Regions from separate parts of the Homo sapiens genome. Here region 2 is linked to region 1. The links are chromatin loops, found by intact Hi-C in ENCODE. Cell type or tissue: endothelial cell of umbilical vein. All regions are shown on one strand. Each heading gives the region's core, and the rest is flanking DNA. Links, peaks and the distances in the headings are about the cores only. Region 1 holds the start of LOC124902669 (translation initiation factor IF-2-like). Region 2 holds the start of PEX16 (peroxisomal biogenesis factor 16).

Region 1 (16,155 bases), core at 4,215-12,214:
AAAAAAGACAAATAGCAAACTGAAAAAAAATTATAAAAATATGACCTCATTTTTACAAACTTTCAGTTTCCTTATTATATAAAAATGCTGCATGTATCCCTAAGAAAAAACAAACCAAAAGAAAAATAAACCTAAACAGACCATTTCTAGAAATAAAAATAAAAATATGAAAAGATGTCCAACTTCATTCGTAATTAATGCTTATTAAAACAACAACTAGATACCATTTTTCATCTATCAGATTGGCCAAAATAAAACAAGTCTGCTAAAAAAGTGCATGTTCAAAAATGTGAAAAAAAGGGCTGGGCGTGGTGGCTTACGCCTATAATCCCAGCACTTTGGGAGGCCAAGGCAGGCGGATCACTTGAGGTCAGGAGTTCAAGACCATCTGGCCAACATGGCGAAACCCCGTCTCTACCAAAGATACAAAAATTAGCTGGGAGTGGAGGTGCACACCTGTAATCCCAGCTACTTGGGAGTCTGAGGCAGAAGAATCGCTGGAACCCGGGAGGCAGAGGTTGCAGTGAGCTGAGATTGTGCCACAGCACTCCAGCCTGGGTGACAAAGCAAGACTCCATCTCAAAAAAAAAAGAAAAAAGAAAAGAAAAGTGAAGAGAAAAAAAACTGGCCCCACTGTTGAAAATTTAGGTCCACACAAAAATCTGCATGGAGATGTTCATAGCAGCTATATTCATCATTGCTTAATCCTGGAAACAACCAAGATGTCTTTCAGTAGGTTACTGGATTAAAAAACTATGGTCATCCAGACAATGGAATATTATTCAGTGCTAAAAAGAAACGAACTAACAAGCCACAAAAAGAGTAACCTTAAATGCACATTGATAAGTGAAAGAAGCCTATCTTTTTTTTTTTTTTTTTTTTTTTTGAGACGGAGTCTCGCTGTCGCCCAGACTGGGGTGCAGTGGCACAATCTCGGCTCACTGCAAGCTCCGCCTCCCAGGTTCGTGCCATTCTCCTGCCTCAGCCTCCGGAGTAGCTGGGACTACAGGCTCCCGCCACCGCGCCCGGCTAATTTTTTGTATTTTTTAGTAGAGACGGGGTTTCACTGTGTTAGCCAGGATGGTCTCGATATCCTGACCTTGTGATCCGCCCGCCTCGGCCTCCCAAAGTGCTGGGATTACAGGCGTGAGCCACTGCGCCCGGCTAGAAAAAAAAAAGCTATATTCTGTATAATTCCAAATATATGACATTGTGGAAAAGACAAAAGTATGAAGACAATAAAAAAATCTGTTATTGGCAGGGAGCGGAAGCACACGCCTGTAATCCCAGCACTTTGGAAGGCCAAGGCGGGCGGATCACGAGGTCAAGAGATGGAGACCATCCTGGCCAACATCGTGAAACCCTGTCTCTACTAAAAATACAAAAATTAGCTGGGCATGGTGGAGCATGCCTGTAGTCCTAGCTACTCGGGAGGCTAAGGCAGGAGAATCACTTGAACCCGGGGGGCAGAGGTTGCAGTGAGCGGAGTGCGCCACTGTACTCCAGCCTGGTGACAGAGCAAGACTCCATCCCCCTCCCAAAAAAAAATCTGTTATTGTCAGGGGTTGCAGTGGGGAGAGAGGGAGGAATAAATAGTTGGAACAGGAGATTTTTAGGACAGTGAAACTATTCTGTATGATACTGTAATGGTAGATACATGCCTTTTATACATTTGTCAAAACCCACAGAATGTACACCACTGAGAAACAGCCTTAATGTAAGCTATGGACTTCTGTTAATCACAATGTATCAGCATTGGTTCATCAATTATAGCAAATGTACCACACTAATAAAAGATGTAAATAATTGAGGAAACTATAGGGGGGAGGGGGAGGTGTACAGGAACTCTCTGTACTTTCTGATCAATTTTCTGTTAACATAAAACTGCTAAAAAAAAAAGGTGGGGGGTGGGGAGCAAGGGGAGGAGGAGCATTAGGAGAAATATCTAATTCACGCTGGGCTTAAAACCTAGATGACGGGTTAATAGGGGCAGCAAACCACCATGGCACACGTATACCTATGTAACAAACCTGCGTATTCTGCACATGCATCCTGGAACTTAAAGAAGATTAAAAACAAAATACAATAAATAAAATAAAATAAATAAAAGTTCCAATAAAGCACATTTTAAAAACAAAAAAAATAAAAATAATAAAGACTACTGATTAAAACCAAAAAAATGGTATTATATATTGGTGGTAGTTGTGTAAATTGCTACAACCTCATTTCATTGGAGCAAAATTTGACAATACCTACCTACCAAAAAAATTTTTTTACAGTGTCACTCTCAGTATACCAAACATTTTAAAGAAACACACTTTTTTTTACCCAGATAAGTCCACTTCTAAGAATTTATCTTTCATATAGACTCACAGGTAGAAACAACGTTTATATAATGATATTCATCAGTTCTGTTGTAATAGCAAAAGATATGAAATAATCTTTTGGTAGACACAGTAATAGCCCCCCAAAAATGTCCATATCCTAATCCCCAGAACCTGTGAATATGCTATGTTACATGGGAAAGGGATTTAAAGTTGCAGATGGAGTTATGGTTGCTAAACAGATGACTTTAAAATAGGGAGATTATCCTGGGTTATCAGGGTAAGCCCAGTGCAATCACAAGGGTTCTTAAAAGTGGAAGAGGGAGAGGCTGGGCGAGGTGGCTCACGCCTATAATCCCAGCACTTTGGGAGGCTGAAGTGGGCAGATCATCTGAGGTCAGGAGTTCAAGACCAGCCTGGCCAACACAGTGAAACCCCATCTCTACTAAAAATACAAAAATTAGCTGGGTGTGGTGGCAGGCACCTGTAATCACAGCCACTTGGGAGGCTGAGGCAGAATTGCTTGAACCTGGGAGATGGAGGTGCAGTGAGCCAAGATCACACCACTGCACTCCAGCCTAGGCAACAGAGTGAGATTCCATCTCAAAAAAAAAAAAAAAAGTGGGAGAGTGAGGTAGAAAAGGAGAGTTGGAGTGATGTGATTGGAGGAAAAACTCAACCTATTGTTGCTGGTTTTGAAGACAGAGGAAGGGGCCACAAGCCAAGGAATGCAGGTGTCCCAGAAGCTGCAAAGCACAGGAAAACAGATTCTCACCTAGAGTCTCCAGGAGGGAACACAGTCCTGCAGATAACTTGATTTTAGCCCAGCAAGTCTCATTTCAGACTTTTGAACTGCGGAACTGTGAGATCATAGATTTATATTGTTTTAAGGCACTGAATTCATGGCAATTTGTTACAGCTGACACAGAAAACTAATAAAAACCTAAATGTCCACCAGTAGAGGACTGGTAAATAAATGCAGTGTAACACCCTGCGGCCTCAAAAAGAATGATGTAGCTTTATATAAATTTACATGGAATTAGTTCCAGGCTACATTAAGTGGGGGTAAAATGCAAACTATAAGAAGAATGTACATAGCATGTTAGCTGTATAAAAAGAGGCACAGTTTAAAACCTACATAGATCCTTTATGTATATCCATAGAATATCTTCGGAAAGATTCACCAGAACCTGGTAACATTTATTGCCACCAGGGGAAGAGAAATGGGTGACAAGGGTTTCCCATGGGAGAGATGTTTGTTTTTCACTGTGTCCCACTTCGTGCTGTTGTGGCTTTTGTTTCTGTTTTTGTTTTATCATGTTCAAGCATTGCTTTAAGAATTTAAAAAAAAAAGACAAAAAAATGTTTAAGGGAGGGAGTTGTGCTCAGTCTTAAATGAGTTTTTAGTGTTTGAATCAGTTTAATAAGTAATGATGGAGCCCCTTCCCTGTGTGGCACACTATCACCTACCTTTTCTCATTTAATCTTCCTTAGCAAACTTGATGGGTCAGTGTTCTTATGATACCCACGGTTGAGGCACTGAGTCACAGAGGGTTAGTGACCAAATTGCACAGCTAGTAAGTTTCACAGTTGGATTTCAAAGCTTGGTCTTCCAGCTCCAGTGTTGTTGCTGGTTCCCACAGCAGTAGGGGTCAGCTTAACCCTAGGACGCTACGACATGGAGTTGTCAAACAGCCATCTCTACTGCTTTTCCTGGCCCTTTTGTAGGTCTCTGAGTTGAGGAGAAGGTCAGCCTCCAGAGGGGCTTTCTGGGTTCAGCCCACCTTCTCCTGTTACATCTCTCAGCAAAGCTCCTTTCGGCCCTTCTGGGGAGAGGCGGCTGCCAGCGGTCACTGCGTTAATTGTTCTCTCTGGTGGGCTCACGTTGCAACAGACCCAGTGCAGCCACCTGCTTTCCTCCCGCGGAGCTGAAACCCTAGAGATGACAGGCCTCTGCCTAGTATTACATCTTGATCAAATAAGACTGCCCTGAGATTTATCATTCCTGCAAATGTCAGGCCGCAGGTGAAGGGGGTGCGTGCACAGAACGAGGACTTCCCTCTTGGGTTTTTCCCCTGCTTGTCGGTAACTTACAAGTCTGGGCGGACAAAATCCACCTTCCTGGGCCTCCCTGTCTGGCAGAATAGAGATCATGTTCCTGCGTGGTAGGGACAGATGTTGCTGGCCCATCTACCTTGGAGGAGCTATGTTTAAATATACTCAAACTGCCTTTCACGTTGAGGGTCACAAAGCATTTTCAAATGACTCATTAGTGAATTTCAATGTCTAGAAAAAGCAAGAATTATTATTTTCATTTTATAAATAGGTCAAAAGTCACACAATCAATGACAGATGTCGGAAACAGAGGTAAGAATTCTGCTTTTGTCTTCGGCTGCAGCCACTAAATCCCACCTCTAGTATCCCCGACAGACCTCCTTTCTGCTCTCCAACTTCTGGCCAAAGACTTGGAATTGGCCTTTATGTGTTTCTACTTAAAGGTTTGAATTCTATGTATGGTTCATATGCCTTTGATATTTCTGGAATTTATAAAAGAAAAGGAGAAGAATGATATTTGATGCTTTTCAGAGATCACGTTGGGACTGAGCCTTATATTGTGGGTCAAATGCCAGTAACGGGGAAAAAAATGGTCACCAGATCTTTAGAAGGTTCACTTTTATTCTCTCTCTGAAAGAATTTTGTCTGTTAAAATTAAGCAGAGTGTATCCTTAGTCACCAAAATGATTGTTGTAGGAATACTGAAAGTCACTGCTTATTGAGCACCAACTATGTGCCAAGCACTGCTCTACTTAACGCATCCACTGTATCGGGTGATTCTCACCAACACCCTAGGAGGTCTTTATCATTCATTGTATAGGTAATATAACTGGGTTCAGAGATAGAAGATGGGATGAGGAGAAAGGTGAGGGAAAGAAGAGAAAGTTCAAAGGAAATTAATTAAAAAGTATTGGGTATATAAAATGTGCCAGATGTGTTGTGTTATAATAGGTGTTGGAGATACAAAGATGAATAAAATATCACTCTCAAGGAGTTGATAGCCTTGTGGGACATTGAGGGTGACAGCTGAAGAGGCAAACATATAATAATAATAATAATAATAATAATAATAATAATAATAATAATGTCAATACAATTCAGTCCAGAAGTATTTATTGAGTTTCTGGTATGTGTTAGACACTGCACTAGTTGCAGTGGATAGTTCCTCTTCTCTTGGTGCTTACCATCTAATAAGAAAGTCAAACATTCATCAAATAATTATACATGTTTAAAATTGCAATTGAGTGCAATAAAAGACACCAGATGGGCCACAGCCTGACAGAGGATTAGTACTCAGAATATATAAAGAACTCCTACTCATAGTAAGAGATAATCTAACAGAAGCACTGTCAAATAAACCAATGAGCAACTTAAAAATGAGGAAATGGCCAACAAACAAATGAAAGTGTGCTCAGTCTCACCTGTTAACAGGGAATTGCAAATTAAAACACTGAAAGGCCATTTCACACCCATCAGCTTGGCAAAAATTTTGAAGTCTGACAATACCAAATGTTGTTGAGGATGCCAAGCATGGGAACTTCCATATATTGCTATCAGACTGTGAATGGTACAACCACTTTGAAAAAACTTTTAGTCATGCTGAGTAAAGCTGCCAGTTCCTCTGCCTTGAATCCAGCAATTCTGCACCCAAGTGGCTACTGGAAGACTTACTTTCACACAAGGGGATGGGTATAAAAAATACTAATCACAATATTGTTTCTAACAGAAAAAAAATTAAAAATAAGTTGAATGTCCTTCAGAAGGACATTGGTAAATAAAGTATGGTGAACTCATATAATGGGACCCAAATAGGAAGTGAAAATTGCATAATCTAGAACTACGTGTATCCATGTGAACACATTTCAAGATTATCCTGCTGGGTGAAAAAAGCAAGTTGCACAATTATATACCCAGTATAATGGTATTTCTTCAGAGTTTAAAAACATACCAAACAATTCTGTAAAGTGCTTACAGGCACAAATATATGTAGCAAAAATACAAAAGTATGCATAGGAATGGTAAAACTCAAAGGCAGAAAGTGATTACCATAGGGGAGGGACAGAAATGAGTTCAGAAGACTAGATCTGTGAGGTTTTATGTCCTTTAAAAAAGATCTGAAGAAAATAGAGCAAATGTTAAGCTTTGACAAAGACGTGGCTAGGGGAGGGGAAGGCACACAGAATAGTGATTAATTATATTATTCGCTATAGTTTTTTGGTATGCTTTAAATTTTTTTGAATTGCACTTTGACCTATTAAAGGCGAATTCCACTGAGTTGGGGGTGGGTGGGTCAGGGAAGGCTTCTCAGACGAATTGAGTCTTACTTAAGATGACAGCTGAAAATTGAGTAGAAGAGGAAGGGCGGCAAGGTGTTTCAGGCAGAGAAGCCTGCGCTAAGAGGCTGGACTGGGAAGGTGAGGTAGGGGCCAGGGACTGAGACCCCCTGTGTGGCCAGAGCAGGGGAAGAAAGGAGCTGATGTTGAGGGGAGGGGAGGCGAAGGGGGTGTGCACAGACCATGCAGGACCCCACAGGCCATCCTGAAGGCTCAAGCCTCTCCCCTAAATATGACAAAATCAGCAGGCGGCCCAGGGACACTTCACTCGGCCAGATAGCGGAACAGGGAGGGCGTTCTTGAAAAGGTGACTCACATCTTGAGTTCTGGAGGATGAGTAAGAGGAAGCCGGTAGGGGGAGGGGGAGAAGGGAGGAAGGGGAAAATTCTCTGGATAGGGCCTAACTGCAGCAAAGACCTGAGGACCTTCAAGAGTGTGGCCCCAGCGGGCTCCAGCCTCCGAGCCTAGCTCGGGAGGCGTGGTGTAGAAAATGGCAGACTAGGGCATCCATGAAGACCGGGCGGCCCCAAGCCGAGAGGCATGGCAAAACAGGGGTTGCAGGTGGCTGTTCTGGCAGAGCGAGGAGGATGGATTTGAAGAAGACAGGCATGCAGGGGAGACCTTTGAGGGGAATGTGTCAACAGCCAAGGGGGGCGGGGCGCCGGGGAGGTCTGGATGAAGTGGGAATGAGGATGGAGTGCAGAGTGCCTGGAGAAGTGTTCAGGAGGGAAGGCGAGGCATCGGGACGAGGGGCTGGGCGGTCGCGCCATCTCTGCGATAGACAATAATCGGGTCAACACGCGGCGAGTGGCGGTGCGCGCGGGGCCAACCGCGTGGAGCTGTCGGGAGGGCGATAGGATGGGCGCGCCCGGGCTGCAGGCGGGGAGCCGGAGGTGGGAGGTGCCTCTTGAGAGTGGCTCTCCACCGCTGACAGCAAACGAGCTGGTCCGGACGGAGGACAGAGGGGGAAGAAACGGAGGGAGTCGCTGGGGGACGGCGACGAGTGGGATCCGGGCGGGTGGGACTGGGCGCAAAGGACCGCGCCGACGCCGCATGGCTGCCGGGAATTCAGCTCCCCCGGCCAGGTTGAGCGGGCCCCGGGGCCCGGAGCGGGCGTCGGCATCTCCGGCCTCCCCGCGGGGCTGCAGGCAGGCGGCGCCCCGAGCGCACCCCGCGCGAGCAGGCGCGGAACAGCGGACCCAGGCCGGGCCTTCCCGCAGCTTTTCTGGCCGCCTCGGAGGGCAGGGTCCCAGCGCGGCCCGAGGCGCCTCTTGCCAGCGGCCCGACCTCCTGCCCTCCCGGCCCCCTCCAGGCTCCCCGCACGTGCAGGCCCGGCGACGTCACTGCGGCTCTGACGCGCTCTTGGAGGCCCGGGCGGAGGCGGCGCGGCGCGGGCTTCCTCCGGGAGGTCCCGGTCCCGGCAGCCCGCGGCCGCGTCCTTGGCCCTCCTCCGGGGGAACCTCGTTCATTCCAAACTCTGGAAGGCCGGCTGTCCTTCGGTTACTGATAAGGACGCGAGCTCTTGGTAAAAGATTTGAACAATGCCCGGAAAGAAATAGCTGGACCTAAGAAACAGACTAATAATAGCTGCCAGCTAGAGCTCCACTCGTGTGCTCAGCGCCTTTAGGAACAATAATAACGACCACAGCCATAGTAGCCACCATTTATTGAGCGCTTACTCTGTGCCAGGTGCTGTGTTAAGCGCTTTGCAGGCAACAACCCTCGGAGGTAAGTACCATTATCATCCCTATTTTGCAGGAAACCCGGGCACAGAGAGGTTAAGTAACTTGCCCCAGGGCACACAGCTAGCTGATGTCAGTGCCAGAATTCCAACCGCGGCTGTCGGACCCCATGCCATCCTCATGTCAACCCACTAAGGACGGGATCCTTCTGTCCATCTTAAAGATGAGGCAACTAAGGCACATGGAAATTTAAGTATAATACCTTGCCCAAGGTCACCTAGCTGGAAAATGGACGAGACAGAAAGCGAACCCAGGGCTCCTTTCTGTACGCAGAACCCGCGGTCTTGGCCATAGGCGATGCCACTTCCGACAGCCCAGCAGGGTCTGGCCCTGGGTCCCAGAGGCGCAGCCCCTGCGGGGTTTGGATGGGTTCCTGCGGCCTCCGATCCGCTGGTGAATTGGGTGTGTCTGAGCATCGTCCCCGCTCAGCCCGCAGGCGTAGGATAGGGAGGCGTCTCCGGGAATCTACTCCGGGACGGGTCCGCGGTCCTCAGTCGGGATGGAGCGGGGGCGGAGGCAGCCGGAGGGAACTGGAGTCCCCATTGCAGAACTGCGGGGCCGGGCTCTGGGCTGGGCGCCTGCCCCGCGCGGCCGGCAGAGGGCGCTGCCGCACACGCCTTGGATCTCACTGTCACTGGGACCTCGGGGCAGGCTGACGTCGGCCTGCAGACGCCTGGACTCAGAACCCCGAAGCAAGAAGCTTCCCTTCCTGGTGGCTGCCATCCCTCAGGCCCACCATTTCAGCCCTGGACCTGCTTTCCCTGACCACTTTTCCCCATCTTCTGTGCTCCTGCCATCCCACCACTGGCCTTCAAGACTTCCCCAGTCCCTGCACAGCGGGTTTTGTCATCTGCTGAGAGGCGCGGACACTGATTCCCATCCCATTAAAAGGCCTAGATGTCTGCAAGTCAAATTCAGCCTTGCTTCCCCTTCTCGCCCTCTGGTGATTTAAAATAGGGATACATCATCTACTTGGAATAAATGACTAATTTTTCTCTTCTCCAAAATACGGTGGGTATGGGGAGGGTTGGTTAAGTAGGCGCACACAGATGAAAGGATCTATTTTCATAATAGCTACCGAGTACAGAGTGCTTCTTTTGCGCTGAGCCCTTTATGTGCTTTGACTCATTAATCCTCACTACAGCCCTAAGAGGTGTGGATGATGATTGCTGTTTGATGGATGAGGTCACAAGGCTGGTAAGTGGCAAAGCTGGGATTCTTCCCAGGAGTGTCTGACTTTAAAGCTATGTTCTCATCACCCAGAATGTACACGCTGAAACAACTGAACAGAAGAGGTAAGATGCAAATCATGAAAAACAAATCAAAATCTACGCTGAGAGTGCATAGAAATACCACATGTCATGGGAGGCTTGACCAGCTTGAGTCCCCAATGTGGGACTCAGATGTTGAACAGAAAAACAAAACCTAAAGGTGCAAGGAGAGAATAAGAATGAGGCTTTTGGCTTTAGCTTGGAAGAGCATCCGGAGAGGCCCACTCACTTTCTATGTCTGGGCTCTGAGAAAATAAAGGTGGTTCTAGGAAAATCTGAAAAGTATGGGAGAAAGAAAAAAAAAATCCCTTTTGTGGTTTTTCCTTTAACCAAGCCTCATTTTGCTATTTGTGTTTTATTTTAAAATTAATGTGGCTCTCCCCACCCTTTAAATTGGCACATAAATAGCAAAAACAGAAGGAAAGCCAGCTACAAACTTAAAATGTGGTGGGTTTCTCAGGAAGGAGGTACATGACTTGAAATGGAAATGAGGATTAAATGAGATGCCTTAAACATTTCAAAAACAGACTTTCCACAAGGAATTTAGATCATAAGCCCTTAGGGCAGAAGCTTTGTCTGGGTCTGGGCTTGGTATAGTGTCTAGAATCTGTGAGTGCCCAATGAATGTGTAAAACAAATCACCCTTTTAGTACATGCTTGCATCATCTGACCATCTGGGCTACCACGTTGCTTATGGTTTTATTTATTATTATTATTATTATTTATTTTTTGAGACGGAGTCTCACTCTTGTAGCCCAGGCTGGAGTGTAATGGCACAATCTTAACTCACTGCAACCTCTGCCTCCTGGGTTCAAGTGATTCTCCTGCCTCAGCCTCTCGAATAGGTGGGATTACAGGCACCTGCCACCACACCCGGCTAATTTTTGTATTTCTAGAAAAGATGGGGTTTCACCATGTTGGCCAGTCTGGTCTCGAACTCCTGACCTCAGGTGATCCGCCCACGTCAGCTTCCCAAAGTGCTGGGATTACAGGCATCAGCCACCACGCCCGGCCTGCTTATGGTTTTGAAGTGTTGCTTCTGGGGTGATATTCCTGTCCTCTAGATCTCAGTCACTCCTCAGACCCCTCCCTTTTCCAGAAATTTGCTCTGGAAATTCAATCAAGGTGAGGCAATAGGTGATGATGTCACTAGGCTTGGTGAAGTAGAATGACTGCTCAGCTCTGGAACCACCAACTGGAGGTTTTTCCAAACGAGGAAAACAAAGTCATGGGACTTGTCACTTAATAGTTCTGACTGTATTGCCCTGTGCCTTTAAACTGGAAGAATTCCCCCTCTTCACCCAATACCCTGGCCATCCCAGGTGGCCTCCTGCAAAATTATTGGACTTCTTTGCCCTTTCCTCAGTCTGCTTCTTCTTCCCTCCTTCTTTCAGTACCTTCACTCCACAGACATGTATTGAGAGCCCATTATATGTAGGTGCTGGGAGGACAGCAGAGAACCTAGCATGAGCTCATGGGCTCACCTTCTCCTGTTCCCACCTCCACCTGGCTCCTTTCTTCATGGCTCCAACTTTCAGGTTTGGCTCCACCATAGTAACTGACTTGCTTCTCCATGTGGGAACAACTACTCAGACACTTTTTTTTTTTTTTTTTTTTGAAACGGAATTTCACTCTTGTTGCCCAGGCTGGAGTGCAGTGGCACCATCTCAGCTCACCGCAACCTCAGCCTCCTGGGTTCAAGGGATTCTCCTGCCTCAGCCTCCCGAGTAGCTGGGATTACAGGCATGCACCACCACACCCGGCTAATTTTGCATTTTTAGTAGAGACAGGGTTTCTTCATTTTGGTCAGGCTGGTCTCGAACTCCCGACCTTAGATGATCCGCCCACCTCCCAAGTGCTGGGATTACAGGCATGAGCCACCATGCCTGACCAGACACATCTGACATTCTATCAGCTCCGGGCAGCTTCCTGAGACCATACCTGCTGACTTTAGAACCCCACCTTGGGGGTACCCATTTGGCAGGTTTGGATCCTGATGGACCTTCAGGAGCAGAACTTGGGAATGTTCTAGCTCCAGGACCTGCCAATGCCGTCCCATCCTTTCCTAGTTGGCTTTCCTTCCATTCATAAGAACACTGTGACAACTGAAATAATTCAGGTCATATTTATGAAACATCTATTACAATGAGAATCCCATAGTGACATAATACTCCACTGTTCACAGGAAAATGCTAGCTAAAACAAACAACAGTGACTGTCTGGCAAGGGACGCATCGAATAATGCTTATGAGTCTTTTGGGTCTTTTTTTTTTTAATCTTGGGATCGAGTGATTGATAATAATGAAGGGGAAGGAAGACATTAGGCCTGTTTTAGTTCTCAGAATTATTCACAGGGAATAGACTTTCACCATCAACACCCTAAAGATGCAGAATGCTCAAGGTAAATTGCCAGTTTTTGTCTTTCTGGAAAATCCATTAATACTGAATGATCTTGGTCTTGACCCATTCCAAAAAAAAAAAAAAAAAAGAGGATTGAGCCATGGGATTCAGATTATGTCCTTGAAAATCCCTTTAAAAACTAGATTCCAAATCAGTGCTCTCATTCTTCTTGAATATCCCACCCACCAGCTTAGCTTGTCCTATCCCTTCTAGATACAGCATTATTTTCTCTCTTTGAGGAAGAATGGCCCAGAGGCCGGAAGAGTGAGGGAACGTAAGAACGACTTTTCCACTGACCTGAGTTGCTAAAGCCATTTGGACCCAGAGAACTCATTGTATATGTGTGCTGCTCAATATATATGTGTGCATGAATTTGTGGTTGTGCATTTTCTGGCTAATATCCAAAGTCTTCATAACAAGGGGCCTGAGATACGACAAAAGGAAGACCTATGTGTCAAGGACGTGTGTCCACCCACCAAGAAGTTCTGGATGCCCAAAGGGGCTCCTAGCTCAGGGTCTGTGTGTCCAGCTGCTGGGGTAAAGAGATTTGGAAACCACTGAACATTTCTGCTGGGATCCTTCCAAACCCTTTTGGGAACCGGCAATAGCACTTGTCAGGGGAAATTAGTTCTGCACTTTCACAGAGTGAGAAATTCCTCAGGGGGCATTCTTGTACTTGGGAAGAGAAATCGAACCCAGCTGATTCCTTCAGGGCCCTTGCCATTAATAAAGCAGACGAAGTCCAGTTCAGTTAGTCCCGCCTGGGTCAGGGCGTGGAGTGAGGACAGGAGCAATGGCGTTCAGGGAATTTCACCTGTGGCTATGGCCCTCCTCTGATGGGTGCAAGCTTGATATTTTAGGGGATCGCGTTACCGGCATGTAAACACCGTGAGTGACAGCCAAAGCTCCCAGGCGACCACAGAGGATCTCAAACCCTTCCTATCTTCCTAGAAACCCTGGCAGCCCGACCGGCTGCTTGCTGTCTGATGCAACAGTTTGCAACGCTGTTCTGGGAGTTGAGTCCTGCTGCGGGGCGCCGGGAACCGGGCCGACGCGCATGCGCGGGCTGCGGCCCCGCCCCAAAGGGCGGAGGGGGAGCTTTTCACCAGATGTGCGGGGGGCGGGGCCGGTCGGCCAGGGAGACCTCTGGCAGCTCGCGCCTGCGATCTGAGCTTAATTAAACTTCTCCCGAGGCATTGGCTGACTGATTGACCCAGTGATCCAAAAAAATCAGAGAGGCCCAAATCTCCCCAAACGCACCGGCAGAGCGAAGTTGGGAAGTTGGCTTCGGTTTCCAGACTTGGGCCTTTGGATTCGGCGTCCCTCTCCTGCGCCCCCGATCCGCAGCACTGTCCAGGATCCACAGCTCGGAAGCACAGTCAAGCCTCGCGGGTCTGGGCCCTCACACCACACACTTTCTTAAGAAGGGAGGCATTGTGGCTACGGGGCGGAAAGGAGGCAAGATTTTGATACCTCCTTTGTCAGTATCTCCTCTGCCTCGCTCATCTGTTTTAGGTTTTATGAGCAGGAGACGTCACCGATTATTTTCCAAAATTTTCAGCTGTTCGGATATTGCCTTCACGGTTTGCTTCCATGTCCACATTCCACCACTATTATATATTTTAATAGACTTTTATTTTATTAACTTTTTCTTTAACTTTAAACCGTTTCCCTTTTTTAGATAGCTTTGCCCTAAGCAATAACATTAGCAAAGCTACAGGCTGAAAATAAATTCAAAACTATTAAAATAAAAAATATATATATGGGCTGGTCCGAGTGCAGTGGTGTTTGCAACTAACTGATCACATTCAGTTACAGATTTCTTTCTTTTCTTTTTTCTTTTCTTCTCCACTCACACTGCTTCACTTGACCAGCCATATATATATATATATATATATATATGCTAAATTGTCTCGTCTACCACATTTGGTGAAAAACTCTGGTAATTGCTGGACACAATGGCTCATGTTTGTAATCCCAGCACTTTGGGAGGTCAGCCAGCCTGGGCAACATGGTAAAACCCATCTCTACTAAAAACACAAAAATTAGCTGGGCATAGTGGCGCGTGCCTGTAGTCCCAACTACCGGGGAGGCGAGGTGGGAGGATTGCTTGAGCCCGGGAGGTTGAGGCTGCAGTGAGTTATGATGGTGCCACTGCACTCCAGCCTGGGTGACAGTGAGACCCTGTCTCAAAAACAAACAAAAACTCTGGAGGTAATACTACCTAACATATTGAGTGATTGTCAATGTCTCAGGCATTATTCTAAGCACTTTACATGTTCTTACTCCTTATGACACCACAGAAGGTGGATGTTGTTTACATTTTAAAGGAGAAAAATGAGGCACAGAGAGGTTAAGTAACTTGCCTAAGATCACAGAGCCAGGATGCAAACTCCACTAGCCTGTCTCCAGAGCCTACATGGCTGCCCTATCCAAGGAGGACCCACAGTTTCTCCAAATCTTACCCCTCTTTCAAGGCCAAGATCAAATGTCAGGGCCTGGATGAAGGCTACCTGGGAGATGGGCACACAGGGTACTGGCATAGGGGAGCATGAGAATCCAGTCAGCCAGGGTTCAGGTACTGGTTTTGCTGTTACTAATTTTATGATCTGAAGCTTTTAGTTTCTTCATCTGTAAAATAAGCAGAATCATTATTTATTTATTTATTTATTTATTTATTTATTTATTTATTTATTTATTTTTGAGATGGAGTCTCGCTCTGTCACCCAGGCTGGAATGCAGTGGCACGATCTCGGCTCACTGCAAGCTCCACCTCCCGGGTTCATGCCATTCTTCTGCCTCAGCCTCCCAAGTAGCTGGGACTACAGGCACCCACCACCACGCCTGGCTAATTTTTTGTATTTTTAGTAGAGACAGGGTTTCACCATGTTAGCCAGGATGGCCTCGATCTCCTGACCTCGTGATCCACCCGCCTTGGCCTCCCAAAGTGCTGGGATTACAGGTGTGAGCTACCATGCCCAGCCCAGAATCAATTTCTTCATACACCCTTGATCCAACCAACTCAGGACATCTGTCCCAGTTTAGAGTTCTCTTCTTCCTTCTAAGGCTCGGTTTGGGCCCCTCCCATGTGCTCTCCTGGCACTTGATACTTACCGGGATGTTAGCACTGAATAGCACCGTACTGTAAATACTTGCTTCCCTCACTAGACCAGAAGCTCCTTGAGCACAGAGTCTTGCCTTGGTCAGTGCTGTATCTCCAGTACCCAGCCCAGTGCCTGGCACATGGTGGCCACCCGTTAAAATAGTATTGAATGAATGAACAAAGTGGGCCCTGAATAGAGGAAGGCCTTTTCTTTCCCCTCCAGATTGATGGAGCCATCCACATGGAAGGCTGAAGGACCCTCTAGCCTTCTAAGGACTCCTTCCGAGGGCACATTCTGTAACAGTGGGCAGCACTGGCATCACTACCCAAAGAGGTCAATGGGCTGACCCTGAGAGGTCTCCACAGGGCAAGTTGAGTTAGTGACACAGAACAGGCAGAAATGCCAACAAGCGTTAAGGAACTGCATTCAAGAATCTCTCTCAGCACTCATGAACTACTGGTTACTTAGTGCTAAGTGCAAGGGCCTACGTTTTGCAAACTTCAGTTCATTCTCACGACAGTCATAGAAGGTAGGTCAATCAGCCTTTAAATTTTTTAAAAAAATTTTTTAAAGCACCTTTTTTTTAAAAGCACCTTTGGAATCCAAAGGGTGCTTCCAGGCATTTCTTTCCACACTCCCTAGATCCCCCTCCTCCCCTTTACCTGGATGGGACAAAGTTTCTCATTTCCCATGTTTCATTTTCTTCTTTTTTTATTTTTTATTATTGTTTTATTTCTGTAGGTTATTGGGGAACAGGTGGTGTTTGGTTACATCAGTAAGTTCTTTAGTGGTGATCTGTGAGATTCTGTTGCACCCATCAGCCAAGCAGTACACACTGCACTCAATTTGTAGTCTTTTATCCCTCACCCCCTTCCCACCCTTTCCCCTGAGTCCCCAAAGTCCATTGTGTCATTCTTATGCCTTTG
Region 2 (13,507 bases), core at 4,465-12,464, 320 kb before region 1:
CAGTTTGGCCCCGACCTTCCCCTCCAGCGTCCAGCTCCCACCTCCCATGGCTCCACAGAGCTGTGACCCTGGGCACACAGCGGCCCCTTGCAGGCTGTCTACCGAAAAACTGGACAGTTCTACCGGTTTCAAGCCTGCCTGAGTCAAGGCTTGGCCAATGGAGCCCGATGAAACCCTTCACCTCTGTCACCACTGCAGGTAGGCAGTTGCCATTACCGGGGCACCCCCAAGCTAGACCCCGCTCTGGACATGCCACCTCCTGCCAAGTCCCCAGTGTGGTGCCTGCATCCACATGCCTGTTTCCTCCGTTGGTGAGAGGCGGAGGGCAGGGGACTGTGCTTCACTGCTGGTTTCTGATGGCCAGGCATGTGCCCAGAAACGCCTGTTCCACTAAGCTGGAGGCCATGGGAGCCCAGGCAGCCCCTTCCCCTGCCTGTGGGTGAGGACCTGGGGGGCGCTCCTCAGAGGGCCCTGGGGAAAGCAGTGTGTCTTGGAGGAGCTGAGGCATGGAGGACCAAGGTGTAGATGGAGCCCTCTCTGTGGGTTTGAAACTCTAGCATGAGAGGCTGGCTCTTCACAGGGCCAGTGGCTGAGGACAGGCTAAGTTCAGGGAGAAGACGACCAGCCTGCGGCCCACCCTGTCCAGGCCCTCCCCCATAGCAGCTTGCATGGCTCCAGGTGGACCCGGCCTCTGGAGCCTGCAGGGCAAGCATGGGGAAACCCCAGCTCATACCCCCTGAACTGGCCCCGGCTTCCTCCCCGAGCCTGTCCAGCTCCCACTCCCTCCCCAGTGCTGGCCAGTGCCCGATGTCCTTTTTCTAAGGGAGAAAAGCCTTTTACTCTCAACCGAGGATGCAGGGCTTAAAGTGCCACTTGCGTGGGAGCCAGGCTCACTGTTCACCAGGCTCTGTCACAGGGAGGCTGGCAACGCCATGGCCTGGGGCTGCCAGAGCCACAGGGCCCTGCGGAGAAGGGGCAGACGGAGGGCCCCAGCCAGAAGACACGCTGGGCAGCGTTCAGCCATCACCCGGGTTCAGGCTTCCTGTCCTCACCAGGGGCCAGCGAGAGAGCAGCAGTGTTCGCTCCTATGGCTGCCGAGGCGAGCAGCTTCCCGGGCTCCATGAGGTGAAGTCACCGCTTTCTGTGGGAGAGGAGCCTGGATCCCACTCCTAGTGAAGGCTTCTTGGCCCAGCAGTGACAAGGTGCGGGCTGCAGTGGCATCGTCACAGGAGAGCGCAGTCAAGGGTGTCCTGGGAGGAACGCTGGTGGCGACCAGGGCTGTGTGTGGGGCCTGGCCGGTAGGCACGGAGAGGCCGCACGCTGGGACGCTGCCGGAGTCAGTTTTATTAGGGAAGAGGGGCTCCCTGCCCCACCCCTCCCCACACCCTCCTTCCGGGAGGTCTGTCAGCCCCAACTGTAGAAGTAGATTTTCTGCCAGGTGGGCAAGTAATCCATGAGCGGCCCTGCAGTGGGAGAGGGACACATCAGGGCAGGCCAGACCCCAATCTGCACTGTGGCGCCACATACAGCACCTCACCCCTGCGGCCCAGGAGCCAGCCCAGCTGGCTGTCTTGCCCTGCCCCCAGGAGGCAGCACTGCAGGGGACTCTGGCACCATTTACAAAGACCCTCAGGCCCAGAGAAGCTCAGCCAGGGTAGACACTGAGGGGCCTGAGTCAGGTCCAGTCACCCAACCCAAGCCCAGTGGGCCTCTGCTGAGGGAGGATCTCAGCAGCCCGGTGGACCCCTTCTCTGCCATTGAATCCCCCCAAGATGAGATGGTCCCGTATCGCTCCAGGATACTGTGACCAGAAAAAAGCTGGCAGCTGATGTGGTCCCCCCACCAGTGGACACCCTCCTTCCAGCCATCCCTGGCTCCTCAGGCCACCCTGGCCTATGCCCAGGGGCAGTCCCACCCAATCCTGACTTCCCGACTTCCTCTCCTGACTGTGCCAAGAATCAAATTGCAAGGAGACAGAGGAGTCAGGGAGGTGCTTGCATGCATGCGCCTTCCAGCACTACAGTCATCGCGTCCCCATCCCTGCTTACTTGTGACCAGGCCAACGCCAGGGACGTGGTCGGCCAGCAACTGGAGCAGGAAGAGGATCCTGGCCCTGGGGGAGGCAATAAATGGGGAGCAAGCTGAGTGGGGTGGGGGTGGGTCCCTGCAAACCAGGAGGCCCAGAGGCCTTCACTGACCACCGTGCCGAATGCAGCGCATTCCAGAAAACAAAGGTGACTTTCTTGGGAGCTAGGACAAAGCCCGGTACACAAGGGCAAGACCTCTGGGGTTGGCTCTGGCCTCCACCCTCCACCAGCTCAGCTTCGGGGTGGCCGCTGACCCACAACACCTCCTCCCATTCCTCTTTCCCCTTCCACCGACATCCAACACTGAAGGCCTCTAGAGGGTCGCATGTGGAGCAGCGCCCTGGCAGTATGGTGGAGGGTCCAGGGAGGACAACCCCACCCTGCCCTCGGGAAGCCCCCCAGTCTGGCAGAAGTGCTGGGCTGCATGGAAACCTCACAAGCCACCAATGAGAGTAGTCAGGACCTTGGTAGGGGACACAGTACTGAAGAGGGCACATTTTGGTTCAGGGGAAGGGGCAAGGCCCAAGGCCCTGATTTTTAAGACAGGAGGGTTTTCCACAGGGGAACTCGGGTGAGATGAGGATGCTGATGACAATACATAGCGCTACGTGCTTACTACACCCCACGCACTGCTGTACGCGTTAGTCACTGAACCCCTACAAAGTGGGTACTGTCATCATCCCCATCTTACAGGTGAGGAAATGAGGCACAGGCGCATCAAATAACTTGCCCAAGGCTACACATCTGGAAGGCGGCCTGACTCCTTATATGTCTGTCTGAGCAGCAAGAAAAGAGGAAGCCTGGGGGCCGGGTGTGGTGGCTCATGCCTATAATCCCAGCGCTTTGGGAGGCCAAGGCGGGCAGATCAATTGTGGTCAGGAGTTCGAGACGAGCCTGACCAACATGGAGAAACCCCATCTCTACTAAAAAATACAAAATTAGCCGGGCGTGGTGGCGCGCACCTGTAATCCCAGCTACTTGGGAAGCTGAGGCAGGAGAATTGCTTGAACCCGGGAGGCAGAGGTTGCGGTGAGCCGAGATCACGCCATTGCACTCCAGCCTGGGCAACGTGAGTGAAACTCCGTCCCAAAAAACAAAAGAAAAGAAAAGAAGAAGGCTGGCTGGGTGCAGTGGCTCCACCTATAATCCCAGCACTTTAGGAGGCCAAGGCGGGCCTTTGTTTCCCTAAAGGACAGGGAGCAGGGTCCAGAGAGGTGCCAGGGTGTGGTCCAGAAGGAGCAGCCTTACTCTTTTTTCTGTTTTAAAAAAAAGATGGGTCAGGCCAGGCGCGGTGGCTCACGCCTGTAATCCCAGAACTTTGGGAGGCCGAGGCAGGCGGATCACGAGGTCAGGAGATCGAGACCATCCTGGTTAACACGGTGAAACCCCATCTCTACTAAAAAATCAAAAAAAATTAGCCAGGCATGGTAATGGGCGCCTATAGTCCCAGCTACTCAGGAGTTGAGACAGGAGAATGGCATGAACCCGGGAGGCAGAGCTTGCAGTGAGCCAAGATTGCACCACTACACTCCAGCCTAGGCAGGCAACAGAGCCAGACTCCATCTCAAAAACAAACAAACAAAAAAAGACAGTGTCTCGCTCTGTCACCCAGACTGGAGTGCAGTCGCGCGATCTCGACTCACTGCAACCTCTGCCTCCTGGGTTCAAGCGATTCTCCTGCCTCAGCCTCCTGAATAGCTGGGACTACAGGCGTGTGCCATCACACCTGGCTAATTTTTGTATTTTTAGTAAAGACAGGGTTTCACCATGTTAGCCAGGATGGTCTCTACCTCCCGACCTTGTGATCCGCCCGCCTCGGCCTCCCAAAGTGTTGGGATTACAGGTGTGAGGCATCGTGCCTGGCTAAACTATGCCAGTTTTGTTTTTTTTTTTCTGTTTTGTTTTTTTGAGACAGGGACTTACTCTGTCACCCAGGCTAGAGTGGGATGGAGTGATCATAACTCACTGCAGCCTCAGCCTCCTGGCCTGATCCTCATGCCTCAGCTTCCTGAGTAGCTAGGACTTACAGGCGCACACCACCATGTCTGGCTAATTATTATTATTTTTTTTTTTTTTTTGTAGAATTGGGTTGCCCAGGCTGGTCTCGAACTCCTGGCCTCAAGCCAACCTCCTGCCTTGGCCTCCTAAAGTGCTAGGATTATAGGTGTGAGCCACTGCTGCCCAGCCTATGCCAGTTTTTAAGCTATTATTAGGTCCTAGACAAAGGGGGTCCCGGGAGCCTTGTCTGCCTCACAGTCCCAGCCACTGCACAGGGTTTCCCCCTGTCAGACTGTGGTCTAACCTCAAGCAGTCATAGTGGCAGGCCTGTGGAAGAACTAGTCCCAAGCTGCCCCCTGCTCAACCCAGCAGGCCTCTCTCAGGCTGGGAGCTCTGGACCCTCGCAGGTGACTGAGTGGGGGCTGGGCCAGGCAGGGAAGGCCAGGGGAGATCCTGGGTTTGGGATCTAGCTCTACCACTGGCTAGCTGGGTGTCTTTAAGTTGCCCAACCTCCTTGAACCTCCAGGTCCTCCTCTGAGAAGTGAGGATAAGCCAAACTATTTGGCAGGAAGAAGTGGAAATGAGCTAGAGGCCATGGGCGCCCGCCCTGTCGCCATCCCTGTGGGCCACCTGGCAATGCCCTCAGCCCTGCCCTCAGTGCCTCTCCTGCCAACCAATGTTTAAGTTCCTGCTCAAGTGGCCTGATGGCCCAGAGAGCTCTGCGGGCGGGACTGGGCTGGCATCTGGTGACTGCCACCCGGACAACACACAGTGCTTGGTGAACCCTGGATGAGGCGTGGGGAAGGGAAGGCGCCAGCAGGGACCGGAGCACCAGTGCCCGCTTGCCAGCCCTCTCCCTGGCTCAGGGTGTCCTGGGTGCTTACTCGGAGAAGCGGTCATAGAAAGGAGAGCGCAGCAGGTAGTAGAGCAGCAGGATGGTCCGGCGCCGCAGCTCCCGCCGCTCCCTCCGGGTCAGGCCCTTTCTGTCACTCAGGAGGCTCAGGCTGGGAGGCAGGGAGGACATGGTCAGGGCCAGGGGCATGATCTAGGCCCACGGAAGGGGAGGAGCCATGGGCTGGGTGTCCAGAGGGGCAGCAACAGGAGGAGCAGGGGCCGCTGCCACCCCGCCTATGTGAGGCCAGGATTATAGCAGAAAGCCCAGTGGAGAGTGAAGCCCCAGGCAGGCCCAGGCTCACCTGGTCACGTCCACAACACCAGCCAAGAGCCAGGGTTTCCACGACCTCTGACCCCACAGGCCCAGGCTGAGCACTGACGGCCAAGGCGTCAAGGATGTCTCCAGCACAGGGGCCTTGCTCAGCACACTCCCCACTCAATCCCCAGCCCACAGTGCCAGCCCTATCCTGCCCCGCGCTAAGGATACAGTGCAGCAGCGGCCGGGCAATGTACAAAAACTCTGCGATGGTCTCCTGCAGCCCCAGGGGGGTGGGGGTCGCACTCAGCTCCTCGTGATGCTGCTGCTGCCGTCCCTCCCGCTGCTGGGGAGCTCCCCAGTGCCTGGAGTGCAGGGACGGCGCTAGAACACAAGGGCGGCAGATGAGCGAGCCAGGCCCAGGCTGGGGCAGGGGAAGGTGGCTGCTGACCAAAGCCAGTCCCTCAAGCCCAGGCAGACAGCACCTAGGTGCCCAGGCCAGCCACATCCTCCACTTACTGTTCTGGAGGGTTCGCACCACCCGGTTTGACCGCTTCCCCACGTAGGACTGCTCATGGTTGCCAGGGCTGTGGTCACCATCTAGCAGGGATAGACAGAAGGCCATACAGTCAGAGGGACATGCTTCCAGCGGAGCCTGCAAAGAACGTGTGCAGTGAATGCTCAGGAGCTAAGGGGAGAACAGATGAGCTTGTACTATGGCAACAGCTGAGTCAAGGGAACTACAAGCAGGGTGGCGGCTCAGCACAAGACCCGTCCACAGAGGAAAGCACTCTGCAGCCCTCCCTAGCCTGGGGAAAGCTCAGCATAGCTGTGGCCAGAGCCAGCCTCCCGGAACCCATGGACAGGCAAGGCAGGGAAGGCCCAGCCTGACCACATCTATGGAGACCACAGCACCAGAGGGGCCGTCTCCTCTCAATCCTTTGCCTTCAAAACAATCATGATGAGAGGCAATGAACGGCCCCAACTCAATGTCCAGAGAGTGAGGCCCAGAAGCTGACGGGATGGGCCCAAAGCCCTGAAGGGACAGATGTGGTGCGTGCCCTGCCTCCTGCCTCTAGAGGCTATGGTTCTGGACACAGAACCAGGCTCAGAGTCGAGGTTGGCGGCATCCCATCTGTTCCCTCTTCCTGCAGGCTACAAAAATGAATGACTCTGGCCATGACAAGTACTGGGTTCGTGTTCTGATTTTGTCCCTAGCCGCATCATTGTCTTCTCTGTCGAATACATGGCAATGAGAACACATAGTTGATAGGGACAGGCGTGCTCCATAAACAGATACTACTGTATTCATGCTGGTTGGATCTAAATCCTCAAGTTAGTCCCATGGCCCATTCCGCTCCAGGGCTTGGGGAAGTAGCTCACCCGGGGGCTGTGCCTGGGTCTCTCTGTCCAGTGGAACGATAGGGGGTGAAGTCTGGAGGCCAGCCTTGAACCAGAGCAGCAGGAGCATCCGCAGTACAGCCCTGGGTCGGGGAGTATGTCAGGGTTGTGGGGAGGTGGCTAGCCGGCGGGAGGCCAGGGATGCTCTGCTGAGCACCATCTGTGTAGCTAGCCTGCGTCACCCCCACCCAGGACCCTCTCCACAATCCCAACCTACTTGGCCAGCTGGACGAGGGCGATGACAAGCCAGCGGCCCACTTCACCCCACACCTTGGCAGCTCCCATCTCCATGAACACCTCCACGCACTCCAGCACGCTCAGCCATGTCAGCAGCTTCTGCTGGGACAGCGACTGCAAGAACCCCAGGCCAAGAAGTCAGGGGGCCTGGGACTACAGGGAGTCCCAGGCCCTTCTCCTAGGAGGGAGCTTCTCTGACAAGAGATGTGGACCTTCCCCTTTCCAAGCCTAACTGTGCAGGTGTGAGTTCAAACACCAACTCCACCATTAACAGGCTGGGGGACCTGAAACAGCTGACTCTACCTCTCTTCACCTGAGACAGTCTCTTCATCTAAGATGGGAATACTCACACTTTACAGGTCACCTAATGAGATGGTTTGAGGCTCAGATGGACATAGGCCTGTCTCATACTCCATGAGACATGTGCTGCACGCATGGGCTAGCTGCTACTATTTCATTCCTGAGTCCCCATGCTTCCCACCCTGTTCTTGGCAGAATTCTCACCACAGGCAACTTTTTCCGAAGCTCCTTCCGTAGGATCCCGTCATTGAGCAGCACAAGCAGGTTAGAGGCAGAGTACACTGAGGGGTAGAGAGTGGCCTTGAGAGGCTGGCTCTGCAGCCTCCATCCCTCTCACCTTCTCCCCAGAGCTGCAGGGATCACCTGTCACATGCTCTGCTCAGACACCCACAGACTATGTGGAAACCAACCTTCTTCTCCACCCACTTCCTCAGCACTCCCCTCTCCCCAACATGATCTCACAAGGGTGGCTGGACCAAGAAAGGATGGGTCAATCTCAGTGACAAGCCAGTTACTGCCCTGCTGGATGGCACTGGTCATCCAGCTGCCCACAACTGCCCATCGCTCTCTGAACTGCCACAGATACACGGTCCCACCTCCTGGCCCTTTCTCTCTTGGCAGCCTGTTCCTGAGGGTCTATTCCACCTCCACTTTTCTTTTTTCTGAGTCGGAGTTTCACTCTTGTTGCCCAGGCTGGAGTGCAATGGCACAATCTCGGCTCACTGCAACCTCTGCCTCCCAGGTTCAAGCAATTCTCCTGCCTCAGCCTCTCAAGTAGCTGGGACTACAGGCACCTGCTACCATGCCCAGCTAATTTTTGTATTTTTAGTAGAGATGGGGTTTCACCATGTTGGCCAGGCTGGTCTCGAACTCCTGACCTCACGTGATCCACCTGCCTCTGCCTCCCAAAGTGCTGGGATTACAAGTGTGAGCCACTGCACCTGGCCTCACCTCTGCTTTTCAAAACCCAGTGCATTCTTTCAGGACTGTGACAGCAGTCACTGGGCAAACACTCTTGAGGTAGTTACAATCTGGGAATCCTGGAATCTGGGAGATCTAGACTTGAATCTTGGTTCTGGGACCATCAGTGACTGTTCTCTAACCTCACTGAGCTTCTTCCTTAAATGGACAGTGATGACAATAAGTACCACTTAATATGACTGTAGGGAGGATTAACAAGTAAAGGTAAGAAAGGCACTTAGTCCAGCGCCTGGCCAGTAGTGAATACTCAGATAAGGTCCCCAGACGTGTCTCTTGACTTAGGGACATGGAGGGCCCAGGACAATGAACAACAGACCTTGTGCCGATTCAGTCATAGCACAAGGTGTCTAACGGGCAGCCCAGGTCCTCGGGCTGGGGTGCTCACCCTCTCTGGGGAACTCACCAGGGGCCAGGCAGCCGATCCCCCATCCCCCACCCCCAGAGCCCGGCTCACCCAGCTCTGACAGCTCGTGCGAATCGGCGAATCGACCTGGGGAGAGGGTACAGAAGGAGGTGTGAGTGAGCATCTGCCTCACATTTCGTCTTCGGGTCCCGGAAATCCCCTCCCTACGCCCTTTGGGAACCTGGACGGGTCTTCTCAAGCACAGCGATCACTACCCTGACTCCGCAGGGAAGGGGGCCACTGGGGTCATAGGTCAGGGCCCAGAAGGAACTGATCAAAGGTCAGGGTGGCACCTGCCAGCAGGTAACTGAAGCCCCGCACTGCTGTCTCCAGCTGGGCCGTGGCGGCCGGGTGACGAGTCACGTACTCCTGGTAGCGGAGGCCCAGGAGCCGCAGCTTCTCCATCCTGCCCTCGGCACCGACAGACCCACAGAAGGACCGTACGACAGGCTGCGGCGCCCTGCTTCCTGCGCCCTCCTTCCTGCTTCCGGTCTTAGGCCCGCCTCTTGGTTGCTTAACTTCCGCGGGCCAGAAGGCTGAGGACTTGAAGAACCGGTGAACCACCCTTCACCCCATCTCTTGAACCGCTTCCCACTCGGGTAGCCCTTAGCAACTGAGGGCCCAAACCCGGCCCCCTACTCCCTCAAGTCATTGGTTAGCACGCTCTCCGCCCCTGACCCGCCCAGCGCCGTCAGCACCCAGCTCTTCCGTTTACCGGGTTGGCTGCCCTTGCGCCTGCGCAGTTAAAGCTCCGGTAAAGCCGGGCGGCAGTCAGAGCAGTTCATTCTAGAGAAGGGAGCTGGAGCCCCGAGTCTTTCCAATGGAACGCCGAGAGACTCGAACGGCAGGGCCGGATTTTAAAGGGCTGAGAGATAGCGGGTGCTTGAAAAAAGGAGCCTCGATCAGATTTGGGGAGGTGCGGGGCGTCTAAATACAGTTGCACTGTGTCTCAGCAGGCGCGCGTTCGGCCAGTATCCCCATCTCCGTTTCCTCAACAAAGGTAGTGCTGGGGAAACTGAGGCAGTAAGGAGTCCAGCCCTCTAGTGCCGTCTCGATCCCCTAGACAGCACAGTTAGTGCTCCGGCTTCGGCCTCAGCTCCCGTATGGACTGTGCCCCCCAAAGGGCTCGCGCCTGCATTCCCACATACGCGAAGAAAGCCCTGGCCCGGGCTTCTCTCGGCTCGGTGGCCCTTGGGCGGGAGTATCCCTTCTCTGGGTCTCGGATTTCCCGATCTGTAAAATGGTTTGAGGGCAGACTTGATCCTTGAACTCAGAATCGATCTCAGCTTTCTGGCCCTCGGACGCACCTCGCAGTCCTCAGCTGCGCCCCCAAGGGAAGGGGAGACCCCTGGGGAGTATCTTCCCAAACCAAGCAGCCTCCCTGGAACGGGTGGCACCGGGAGATCTGCGGCGAGTGGTGGAGGGAACGGGCGCTCTGGGGAGGTAGCGCTGATTGGCTGCGGGGAAAGGGGCGTGACATGGGTGGAGCCGTGGGCCAGTGGCCTGAGGGAGCGGGCCAGCGGATTTATGGTACCCTGAGAATAGTAATACATTATTTTACCTAATCCTCTCCACCAGATATCTCCAGATGAAGAAAGCATCCTTTTAAGAACGCCCAGCCAAAATTTGAGTGTTGGTCTTTTCTGACCTCAGAGACTAGGCGGTTTTTTTTAATTCATTTTTTTTAACTTTAATTTTATTTTTAGAGACCAGGTCTAAGCATCACACCTCACCAGGAAACCACAACCTTCCTTCCACTCCCTCACTCCACCCTACTCCACAGCTTAGTTTTCTTCTCTATCAGGTGGGGGATTAAAGCTGCCCTCTTCTCACATCAAAGAACGAAGACCCAGGGAAAGGTGACCAGGGGCCTGAGGAGAGGCAAAGGTCTTGGAGAACAGAGGAGGTGGTCATGGGCATCGTCGACATCATTTCTGGCCACGCTCTGGGTTCCAGGCTTGCTTGCCCTCCTCCCAGCAGCCCCAAGTTGCTATGAACTGTTCACAGATGGGAAATTAGGGCCCAATAAGGAGGGGAAAGGATTTGTCCCACATGGCACAGCAAGGCACTGGCCAAAGAGGCCACAGCGCAGGTCTCCAGTGGCAGTGCCCTCTCTCCTACTGCCCACAGCCCACAAAAGCTGTGACATGTTGAGGCTCCTTGGTCATAAGGCCAGTTAGCAACTGGGATTAGGACCTAGGCTCAGGGCCCTCAAGGTGAGGCTCCTTCTCCCTTCCTCTGCCCCACCTTGTTTTTTGTTTGTTTGTTTGTTTGTTTTTGAGACGGAGTCTCACTGTCGCCCAGGCTGGAGTGCAATGGTGCAATCTCAGCTCACTGCAAACTTTGCCTCCCAGGTTCAAGCAATTCTCCTGCCTCAGCCTCCCGATTAGCTGGGCCTACAGGCGCCCGCCACCACGCCTGACTAATTTTTGTATTTTTAGTAGAGACGAGGTTTCGCCATGTTGGCCAGGCTGGTCTCGAACTTCTGACCTCAGGTGATCCGCTTACCTCAGCCTCCTAAAGTGCTGGGATTATAGGTGTGAGCCACTGAGCCCTGCAGGGCCCTGCTGTGCACCAACACCTTAGTGAACTTGTTCCTCAAACCTCCAGTTTGGCCACTCCTCCAGCCCTCCCTCTGCAGCTGTGGAGAGGGTACAGAGAGAGAATTTGAGGTTCTTCAGCACTCCTTGGGCTGGAGGTCCTGATTCTGAGAGCAAGGTGTGGAGGGGAGAGGGGCAGACTCCCCAGGACAGAATAGGAAGGGGCTTGGGCTGGAACCAGTTTCTTCTCCCTCCCTGCAGAACTGGGAAGGGGAGCATGGGTCTAGCCAGCTTGGCAGCAGCAGGGCTGCCTGAATTTCCTCTCTAGATCCCAGGCCGGATTAGGGCCCAGAGACAAAGAGTTGCGGTGTGTGCAGGAGGCCCCTCCCCTGCTCCCTGGCCCCCTGCCTGGGCTTGGCCGTCTTTGTTGGGCTGGAAGGACCTTTGGGCAGATTGAGCCGTATCCTCTCTCCTTCAGTTTGCCCCAAGTCACAGGGGAAGAGAGGTAGACCAGTCCAACATTTACCTACGAGAGTACCAGAGGCCCAGAGATGGAGCCTCACTCGTCTAATAGGGTCACACAGCAAAGTCCTGGGCAGAGCTGGGTCAAAATGGGTCTTAGGCCAAGAGGAACAGCACCTGTTTATATGCCCATACGTGTCCCTCTTTCTCCCTCCACGCCCCCAGAACAACCCCTTGGGGGCCTAGCAGGTATCTCAGCACTTCAGTTTCCCTGAGTGGTGAGGTTGAGCCAGAAGAAGGGCCAACATTGTGAGTGACTACAGTGAGATCTGCAGACCCAGCTTCCTGCACTGACTCCCCCAGCCCCTTTATTGAAGACTCATCCTGGGCCAGCACCCAACTATGGATCCCATATGGTGTTTGTTTGTTTTTAGAGACAAGGTCTCACTCTGTCACCCAGGCTGGAGTGCAGTGGTGTGATTACAACTCACAGCAGGCTTGACCTCCTGGGTTCAGGTAGTCCTCCTACCTCAGCCTCCCAAGTACTAGGCACATGCCACCACGCCCAGCAATTTTTGTATTTTTTGCAGTCATACAGTTTGGCCGCATTGAGCAGGCTAGTCTCAAATTCCTGGGCTCAAGCAATCCACCTGCCTTGGCCTTCCAAAGTGCTGGGATTACAGGCATAAGCCACTGTTCTGGCCTGGTCTCACATGTTTAACCCCCACAAACCGTCTCTGTTGAGGGTCCTGGAGAGGGAATCACATTTCCCCACCCCAGCTTTAGGCTACAGATGAAGATCAGGGAGGCTGGAGGCTCAAGCTCCAGACGCCTGAGTGGCCAGTGCATGGCCCTTCTCAATTTCTGGGTGCACAAGGAGCCACCATCAGTCTCCATAGCAACCATTATCCCTGCCCTCCAGAGACCCAAAGCCTGACCTTCCCCATCTCCCAGAGAAAGGGGGTCTCAGGTTGGGCTGCTTTCCACAGCTTCTTTTGAGTTTGCCTCACTTTTTGCAGCCAGAAGTTGGGCAAATGACACAGCCTGAGCCCCCTTTCCAGGTCATGGGAGGGGAGATTCTCATTCCAATCCACTTTCAACAGGTATTGAGCACTTGGTATGTGCAGGCCCTGGTTGGGCACTGGGGACTGGACAGACAAGGTTCCAGTCCGGTGAGCAGCTTACATTCTGGGAGGGAGACCTGCAATAAACAAGCAAACAACTTCAACTTTCCATGAGTGCTAGCCAGCCCTGGGAGGCTCCGCTGCCAGAAGGAACGTCAAGGGCAAGTCCTGGGGCGGGAGACCCTTCCGGAGGAGGAGCAAGAAAGCTGCTTCTGCAGCGCAGAGCCTGGGGAACGGAGTGGGGCCGCTTGAGACGGGAGGGGCCGGAGGGTGTTCTTGTCTAACAGGTCACTTAAACTCTCCGGGGGAGAATTAGCCCGCATCATGGGATTAATCGAGGGTGATTAAATCCTTAGCACAGGGCCTGGCACGCTGTGCTGGTTTAGGGTCCAGAGCGCCCCCCACCCATTCCCTGGCCTGCTATGGGGTGCGCGGGGGAGAGGGAGGAAAGACGAGCTCCAGGCCGGTGCGCCCGGGCACAATCACGACGATCTGGACAAGAGTGGGGATCCCCGGCCCTGCCCAGGCAGCCTAGGCCGCCCGCGTCTGGGGCCCCTCGCCAGCTCCCGGGCGGGAGGCGGCCTTCACAAGGGCGCTTTGTCCTGGCGGCGCCGGCAGGGCCCGGCCGGGCCACCTGGACTGAGAGTGGGGGAGTGAGGCGAAGGCTTCAGGTGCTCCGCGGCTCTGGCGCAGGTGTCGGCCGGCTCCGCCCCTGTCCCCAGAGCAGGTGTCCCAGACCCTGCGGCCTGCATTCCGGCCCCCTCCTCCTCCCTCGTGTCGAGCTCCCGCAGTGTCTTTGATCCCGGGCCCGGGGACACTGGCCC

The links. Hi-C counts contacts between places; a loop is a spot of excess contacts. Peaks named below come from ENCODE experiments on the same cell type or tissue, not always from the same donor. Only the 100,000 strongest peaks of a DNase experiment are listed, where the experiment ranks them.
Region 2: it touches region 1 in a loop (10-fold over the local background); 3 of 110 quality-filtered maps call a loop at or near these places.

What each region holds. Positions count from the first base shown.
Region 1 is chr11:46,230,269-46,246,423 of GRCh38, forward strand. LOC124902669 (translation initiation factor IF-2-like) reads left to right here and starts at 7,121. Exons shown (of 1, transcript XM_047427965.1): 1 at 7,121-9,461. The coding sequence starts at 7,571. The coding sequence ends at 8,281. RefSeq lists enhancers at 6,986-7,035, 12,158-13,091, 13,092-14,025, silencers at 7,621-7,670, 7,781-8,100, 8,927-9,136, 13,104-13,313 and a cis regulatory region at 12,778-13,660. In endothelial cell of umbilical vein, for the core only: a CTCF peak has its summit at 9,037 (motif pointing right); DNase peaks (open chromatin) are centred at 7,073, 7,633, 8,213 and 9,053; H3K4me3 peaks cover 1,895 bases; H3K27ac peaks cover 2,337 bases.
Region 2 is chr11:45,908,850-45,922,356 of GRCh38, forward strand. It overlaps PEX16 (peroxisomal biogenesis factor 16), which reads right to left and starts at 9,028. Exons shown (of 11, transcript NM_004813.4): 1 at 8,851-9,028; 2 at 8,609-8,644; 3 at 7,378-7,454; 4 at 6,854-6,987; 5 at 6,619-6,719; 6 at 5,755-5,835; 7 at 5,467-5,619; 8 at 5,282-5,354; 9 at 4,970-5,089; 10 at 2,049-2,113; 11 at 814-1,463. The coding sequence starts at 8,962. The coding sequence ends at 1,405. It also overlaps a transcript of LARGE2 not described here. RefSeq lists enhancers at 8,084-8,836, 8,783-8,852. In endothelial cell of umbilical vein, for the core only: no CTCF peak of the experiment used is centred there; DNase peaks (open chromatin) are centred at 9,202 and 9,992; H3K4me3 peaks cover 1,810 bases; H3K27ac peaks cover 1,569 bases.